Linked DNA regions of Homo sapiens: region 1 is linked to region 2. A link is a contact called in ENCODE POLR2A ChIA-PET data. All regions are on one chromosome and are shown on one strand. The core of a region is the stretch at or near the end of the contact, and the rest is flanking DNA. Distances in the headings are between cores, read along the strand shown. Region 1 holds the start of RASGRP1 (RAS guanyl releasing protein 1). Region 2 holds the start of ATP10A-DT (ATP10A divergent transcript).

What was found. ChIA-PET counts read pairs that join two places held with the same protein, here RNA polymerase II (POLR2A).
Region 1: POLR2A ChIA-PET joins it to region 2 with 27 read pairs in activated T-cell. The contact joins the promoter of RASGRP1 here to the promoter of ATP10A-DT in region 2. POLR2A ChIA-PET finds 5 or more read pairs at or near these places in 2 of 52 experiments (activated CD4-positive, alpha-beta T cell and activated T-cell).

Annotation. Positions count from the first base shown.
Region 1 is chr15:38,562,389-38,566,640 of GRCh38, forward strand. RASGRP1 (RAS guanyl releasing protein 1) reads right to left here and starts at 2,426. Exons shown (of 17, transcript NM_005739.4): 1 at 2,206-2,426. The coding sequence starts at 2,240. RefSeq lists enhancers at 8-107, 2,490-3,001, 2,843-3,032 and silencers at 1,723-1,922, 1,933-2,152, 2,183-2,422, 2,583-2,632.
Region 2 is chr15:25,864,020-25,867,835 of GRCh38, forward strand. It overlaps ATP10A-DT (ATP10A divergent transcript), which reads left to right and starts at 1,251. Exons shown (of 2, transcript NR_183988.1): 1 at 1,251-1,889. It also overlaps a transcript of ATP10A not described here.

The DNA.
Region 1 (4,252 bases), core at 1,176-3,675, about 13 Mb after region 2:
CACCACTGCAGAGACAGGCTAGAAGCCAGCCCCTTGTGGCCCATGCAGTGCGCCCCAGGTGGGCGCCCTTCCCTTCCTGGAAGCACTAACAACTCTCTACACCTGGGGCTACATAGCCACTGCTGGGATTACTCAGCTTTCTGCCCCAGCTGCTGCCTTTGTCACCATTAAGACCTCCACCAAAGGCAGAGTAGGGGAAAGGTTTTAAAAAAATAAAGTCATTCATTGTAGAAGTCTCCTTCTCTCAGGCCTTCCACAATACTTCTCCCTAGACCTTGGAGAAGAGGCAACTGCAACTAGAGGCTCTATCTACTGACAGAGCTCTTCCTGCTAGGGGTGGAGGGGAGGTGGCTACAGATCCAAGGAAAATTCCATTTTCTTTCTTGGTTGGTGACACTGACCATTCAAGACTCCTAATCCTGCCCTGTTTTCTAATTCTGGTAAAGTTTCCTAGTGTCACCAGTAAGAGAAACCGCTTTGTTTCATAAGTGGATTCTTGAAGGTTGATGCTTTTACCAGAACTAGAAGGGATCAGGGTAAAGTATAGGGTAGTAAAAGGGAAGAAAGGGTGACAAAAGCAATCTGGGAAGTATGGAGCCCAGAGAGACTCAGAGGACTAGGCCATGAGAGAACAGGGAGAAGAGAAAGTACTAAAAGCCAAAGTGCAGCCTCAGAGTTCTAAGAAGATGGGGATTATCTGCACCATAGACTAGGAAACCTGGCTTTCTTGCTGTACAGTCTCTTAACTGGTTGCCTTGTGAAAAATCCTCAAATCGTTCTGCCTTTTCTGGTGAAATGGGAGTAGACAAGGATTTATAAAATGCTCTATTATAGGCAGGTCGAAGGTGTTTTAACAATCCATAGAATGAATGGCCTCTGAGTCTGTAAAGGCATATTTTTTAAAAAAATACAGTAGCCAAATGTTTTCCTGTAAATGAAAAAACCAAAACCCCGAGAGAAACAAATTAACTTGAAGGTGTTTTCCAAGCCTAAAAGTAACCAAAGCCCCATAGGTTTGCTGAAGGAGACCGTCAAAACTCTAAACTGGTTTAGGTGAAATCCTCTCCAGGCATAGGTATCTCAGTGGAGGTCAGTTTCAGGCTGAGCTTTTTATGAAATCCGCCTAGAAAAGTAAGAGATGAAATGGAGCAAGGGAACTGGAACTTCCACAACTTTCTTTGCAGTGGAAGGTGACTCTCTTGACTTCTAGTATGGATTCCTTCCAGTCCCGTCCTCTTCCCCTTACAATACTCAATTTAATGTACTGAACTCCTCCTTCTGAATCTAGTGCAAAGTACAGTGGTGGACCCTCAGGGGATACCTGGATGGGGAGAGGCAGGGCGTGCATACAGGGCCAAGAATCCTTCGTTCCTGGGATTATAAGCACGGGAAGTCCAGCATCGCAAGCTTCCTGCCGCTACTGGGTATGGTGGTGCAAGGCACAGTCCCATCAGTGTCGATGTGAATGGAGTTGTGAAGTGCACAACTTGTCCAGCCCCTACGCCGAGGCCAGGCCTTTGTTCATGCAGTTGCCTAGTTCTGGTCCTTTGGCTACAAACTCAAAGCTGCCTGGCCAAGAGCCCTTTCACTCACTGTCCCTCTTTCTTCAACTTCTGTTATCCAAGACCCTCTATAGAATCATAGTGAGGGGGAGAGGAGTGCAGCTTCCCATACGGAAGGCGATATGTTTCCCTGACCCACGGATCTGGAAACTTCCGTGGGGCAGGGGCAACCGAGGGGTGCCACCTCTGCGGGCTCCCTGCAAGCTCCTCGGCCGTTCTGGGCAGGGCCGGGAGGGGCCACCAGGTGGCGCAGCCGGAGCCCAGCGCCCCAGCAGGTGCGGGCAGCGCGGAAAGTCCGCGAGTGGGAGTCCCGATGCCGGGCGTGGAGATGTGGGGGAGGAAGTCGGCGGGCGGGCGCCGGCTCCGCGAAGAGCTTCGGCCCTAGCAGATCTCACCGGACGAGCTCTGGCCTCGCGGCCGCCCCTCTACCACCCCTCAGCCCCAGCTCCCTCCCCGAAACCCCGGGCGCAGCGCGCCGGGCGTTCTGGACACGTCCGCCCGTCGCGCTGGTGTCCCGGGACTCCGGCCGACCCCGGCCCCCCTCCGCCCTCAACTTCCCTCGGGGTGTTGGGGCGACGGGCAGGGGCCTCTTTCCCAAGAAAGGACACAGGCGCTCCCGAGGGCCACGGCCGCCTCTACTCACCGCGGAGCCTCTCTCGCCTTGCCCAGGGTGCCCATGGCCGCGGCCCGCGCTCCCGGTGCCGGCTCACCTAGCGCGGCCGGGCGCGGCGCATCGCCCCCGCCACCACCGCCGCCGCCTGCCGGCTCTCTCCCCCCCGGGCCTCGTAGCCCCGGCGCCCGCCAGCCCTCGAGCCCGGCGAGCCCGACCGAGGTGCACCGCAGGCACAAACTTTGTGCGAGCGCGCCCCCTCTGCCTCGCGCGCGCGCTCACACCCGCCTGGCAACCACCTGACACGCTGATGCTGGCGGCTGCAGGAAACGTGCGGCGCCCCGCCGCTCTTCCCCGAAACCTGCCCCCTTTCCGCGGGTGCCCCGGCCTGCGCCTCGCGCGGTTCTCTCACCCCTGCCCGCCTTCGACCTCTCTTGGCCAAAGGGTTAAGTCTCAGGGGAGTTGGAGAGGAGCGGGCTCCCGGCTACCACGCCCGCGCCTTGCAGGGCACCTGTGCCCGTCGACCTCCACCTCAGCTCGGGAAACGGGCTGCGCCTAGCGGCTCCCATGGGACCCCCTTTCCCGCAGCCGACCCGCAGCTTCCACGCCTCTTCCTGCGGCCGCTGCTCGGAGCACTGCAGTGAGGACGCCTTCTCCCCTCCAGGGCCTCTCCTGTATATATCAGAGCGCGGAGTCCGGCAGGGGAAAGGAACGGAAAGACAGTTGTGAAGTTGCCTTAACCTGTGCCCTGGGGTCTCTAGGTAGCCGTCTGCAGGACTGGGCCGTAGACATGTGCCCTGTGCCCTGCGCCCTGCACCTTGGACGAGGGCTGCCTGTGTGGAGGTGCGCTCCACAGGCGTGATCCATATCTGGCCCAGACGCGGCCGCCTGGCGTCGGTGGGTGTAGGAGATGTGGGGACAACTTTCATACAACGTCAGTGCGCACAGAAGACCTGGCCAAGAGGGGCGGCCCATCCGCTGCTTGTCCAGGTGATAGTGCTGATAATCTCAATAGCTAATGATTGAGTGCGGTTGTGCTAAGTGCTTTCTATACATTACCTCATTTAATCCACTCTCCCTGATACAAAGAGATCACTGTTGTAAAGATGAGAAAATGAAGGTTTAGAGAATGCTATGCCTTAGATCATACAACTAATAAACAGCAGAGAGACCTCTGACTTGGACTGAGGTCTGTCTGACTCCCTGTAATCACTGCTGGACTGCCCTAATAACACACTCATTATCACGGCCACAGACCATAACTCTAGCCACAGTCATAGTTGTCTTCCTGGCCATAGTGTTCTGGACTTTAAAGCCTTCCTCTGTTTCATTTATATATTTCCTTATATTTATATGCTACCTTGTCCTTAAAACAGAATTCGAGATAGCTTACAAGAGCACATAACCTACAAAAAGAAGTGTGTGAAATGAAAAATGAGGCACACAAGATGGAGCCAAAAATGAACATCATTTGAAATAAATGCATCTCATAGAGTCAAATACCCTTGCTACAGGTGGGACCAAAATTTGTCTCCTGCATTTCTAGCAGTCAAGTTTAAAGAGAGGCCTTGTCTAAAGTTCAATTCCTATCACATGCAAGACCAAAAACAAAATTGCTCAAGAGAAGATCCCCCTTTCTTGATACTGAGACCAGCAAGAAATTTCTCCAGAGAATCCTCATGAACACTGGGTGATATAAAGAACCAAGTCCTCAGTCACAGCCACAGATGCAGAAGGGGCAGGTGAATGTCAGGAGAATATTAAATGATGACACTCTTTCTCACTCACTGGGTCTAAGGCTCAAACATTTTTAGAGTTATCTATTATACACCCTTCCTCATGTAAGCCCTACAACCTAAACAACCAAGTTGGCGGATGTCTGAGGATGGTAAAGATTTGTATCTATATATGAATCTATCTGACTATCTCCCAACAGTCCTAAGTTTGCAGTCTTAGACTTTGTTCACAGAGATCTTCTCTTATTACCAGGTGAACAATTACTTTTCACTGACCCCTCTACTACAGAATGAGCTCTTTACCCTACTTAAATCTATAATATTTACACTTTCAATTGCCACAT
Region 2 (3,816 bases), core at 1-2,500:
GTCTGTTTCCCTCCCTGGGAAATCATGAGGACCGAAACGCTCCTTGTGCGCTGTAGCTCTGAGGTGGCTGTCATGGCCCGGACGGCGGGGGAGGCGAGGATGGTTGTGGGGAGGCGAGGATGGTTGTGGGGAGGAGAGGGGAGCGTCAGGAGGGTGTCCCAGAAGTGTGGGGCGAAGGGCTCCCCTCCACATCATGGGGCATCCGAGAAGGGGTGGGAGAATAAGCACGGCATGGAAAAAGGAGCTGGGAGTCCCCCACGTCCGCAGTGAGACCCCACAGATGTTTCATGGCTGTGACTGTTTGCCTCCCACTCAAGAAGTACAGAGATGAGAAGCAGTTATTTCTTGCCCAGGAGGCCGTGGCTGGGCGGTTGGCCGTGGCCCCAGGCTCTTCCTGGGGGTGCCTGCTAACAAGGCACTGCCCTGGATGGACTCAAATCACGTCTTCGCCAGGACCCTGGCTTGGGGAGGCCCTCCCCTCCAGCACCCTGGCTTACCCGGCTCCAGTTATGACATTCTTACATCTCTGCCCAGTTTTGCCACCATCCACAATGTTGCCCAGAACCCAGTGTTAGAAGGTAGAGTGGTGACAGGTGTGAAGAAAATAATCCCATCCCCCAGTCACAGGGGTGGGCTTTTGACATGTAGAGGCCCAGATCAGGGAAAGGTTTGGCTGAAGTCTGCATTGTTGGGGAAAGGAGTCAGGTCTCACAGTCAACCAGCAGAAACCCAAACGGAGCATCAACTGCAAATGAAGGCCCACAGCGCCTGCAGTCTTGAGGCCTCACATCCCATGGCTCCGTGTTTTCCTCTACCAGCCCACCTGGTGACCCCCGAGGCCTTCGGCCTCCCTACACTTCGGCCTCCTGTCTTCACAGGCATCCCCGTGGACCCTTCGCCCAAAGTCTCCAGGGGTGTCCGCGCCTACCAGACTCCCAGCTTCAGCCAGTCCACACTGTTGCCAAAGTAATTACCGCCTCATTCCATTTGCTTACCCTGGAGCTTCCAGGAGTACTCCTGGTGCTTACAAAGCCAAATGCTGATTCCTCAGGCAGAGGTCCCTTGAGGCCCTGAGGGGAACCAGCTTGCTGATTTTCTTCAGCCCCTCCCTGGTTCAGGCCCAGCCCCAAGGTGAGAGGTCTCCTTATCCTTCTCAGAACAGTCCTTACTCATCCCATCCACATTCCGCTCTAAGGTTCCAAGATTCTGTGAGTCACAATGCTCCTCAAGTCTGGAATCTTTTTCCACCTGCTCTTCCCCAGTGCAAAGTCAGGATTTCCAGGAAGGCCTAGCTCAGCTCACCTCTGGAAAGGTCTCCAAGCTGTGTGATCTGGGGAATCGTGGAGGGGTTTTGAGCTCAGGTGTCTTCTGCCAGCTGGACTCTGAGACCCTGGCCTGCTGGGGCGAGGATGAGGCTCTGATGTGGTCTGGTCAACTCTGGGTTGGCCATCTGCACCACAGGGCTCTAACAAGGGCCTGCTATAGGCCATGAGAACCACTGTAAGTGTCCTTGTTCGGCAAATACTTACTCATCCCCTGCTGTATGCCCGGCAATGTTCCAGGCACAGGAATTCATCGGAGAGCTAGAGAGGACAAGATGTTGTCATGGAGCTGCAGCAACTGAACGAAAAACCATGAGAGCCCACGGAGGGCTTTGGAAGGGATGAGGGATGGCCTTTTCGAAGAGAGGCACTGGAGTTGAAACCTGAATGGGACAAGATCAGGTGGAAGAGGCTTCCAGACAGAGGGGGCAGCTCTGTCAAAAGGTCCCAAAGAAGGAGAAATCTCAATGTGTTTAAGAAACAGGTGGGGCTTCTGCCTCACACTCATTCTAAAACCTTCAACCCCACAGCTTCTGCTTTAGGCAATGGGGACACCTGGGAAACACAGTAAGTTTCTGCTCCCCGGAACACTAAGTCCTCACGTGGGAATCCCAACAAAGATGGCTCAGAAAATGAAGGGACACCTGAAACCAGGGCTGGGAGGGGTGGGATCCTGCTCTTGCTCCTGTCAATTGGGCGGTCCAAGGAGGCTTCTCAAGCAACACTGAGCGGAGGCCTAGGGACACAAGCTGTGCAGGCACCTAGGGAAGAAATGGTAAGCACGGGGCGGGATAGGGAGCGTTCAGGGATTTCAGGCCCAGCAAGGAAGCCGGGGTAGCTGGAGCTGAGTGGGAGATTGGAGACGTGGCCGAGAGTGAGGTCATGTGGGGCCTTGTGGATCCCGGTGAGGATTTTGGCTTTTGAGCGAGAGGGAAAGCTTGGGAGGATTTTGAGAAGTGGCATCAAGTGGCTTTACCGAGGTTTCCAGAGATCACTCCTGCTGCAATGTAAATAGAATGTAGAGGGCCAGGGCAGAAGAAGGGAGACGTCGTGGCGAGCGGCCACTGCAGTGATCCTGCAAAGGTGCTGTGGCTCAGGCTGGGTGGCCATGGTGGATGTGGGACATAGCCTCCTCAGAGCATGCGGGACATGCTGTTGGAATGGTTGTGGGATGTGCAAGAGAGGAGGTGAGGGTGGCCCAACAGCTAAAAACCCAAGTTTCATCTAGTGAGTTGGGAAGACAGAAGATGAGGCAGAACTGGAGGTGCCCACCAGCCCTCAGGAGCAGGAGTCGTGCTGGCAGTGGTGATGTCAGTCTGGGGTCAAGAGCAGGTCTGGATGCAGGAGAGGGTAGCCATGAGGAGCAGCAGAGTGGCCAGCATTTAGGGCTTCACTAGCCTTTGGAAAGGACAAGTCTCTGGATTTGCTCCAACTGCAATAGGGAGCCATGGGCTGCCCCAAGCAGAGAGGCGTGAGATGAGAAGATCTTATATGCTCTTTTAATAGATAGAAAATTGATTCCGAGCAGAGTTGGAGCAGGAGAGGTGTAAATTAAGAGGTGGCTTACACCTGGCATTGGATAGACAGACATGGACAAATTGGAAGTACGTCTTCCAGGCAGAGCTAATGTGACTGGCCAACAGGTTGGATGTTTCAGTGAGAAAAATAAATGAAGTGGTTTAAGGAGAAAATGCAAGCTCAGCATAAGCCATGTTAAGTGTGAGATGGCAAGTGGGCAGTGGCGTATCGAAGACCGGACATGACAGCAAAGGTCCACACTGGTGACACAGCTGTGGGGGATGCTGGGAGACACCTGGGGGTTAGAGCTATGTGATGAGATCGCACCTAGATGCGCGAGATGCACACAGGGCATAAAAAGAGACTCTGGGTGTTACTTTCCAACTAAGAAGTATAGAGAATTGAATGAGACAATCATCAAGATTGTTTCCAGTTTTCAGATACCAAGAATCAGTACCTCTAATGGCTGGTGAAATAAATAATTATGGAATAAGTAAGAATCACAGTCTAAAACATTTTAACCTGACAGCATTGTTTAATATTTACTCTAGTGACTGCCCTTACAAATAGGCATAACAGATTCTGACATTTTTAAAATTTTTATTTTAAATATTTTTAATTTTTGGCTGGGCGTGGTGGTTCATTCCTGTAATCCCAGCACTTTAGGATACGAGGTGGGCAGGATCACTTGAGGTTAGGAGTTCAAGACCAGCCTAGACAACATGGTGAAATCTCGTCTCTACTAAAAATGCAAAAATTAGCTGGGCATGGTGATGCACACCTGTAATTCCAGCCACTTGGGAGGTCAAGGAAGGAGAATTGCTTGAACCTGGGAGGTGGAGGTTGCAGTGAGCCGAGATTGTGCCACTGCACTCCTGGGTGACAGAGCAAGACTTCATCTCAAAAATAAATAAACTATTTTTATTTTTAATTTTTAGAAAGAGACAGGGTCCCCCTATGTTGCCCAGGGTGGCCT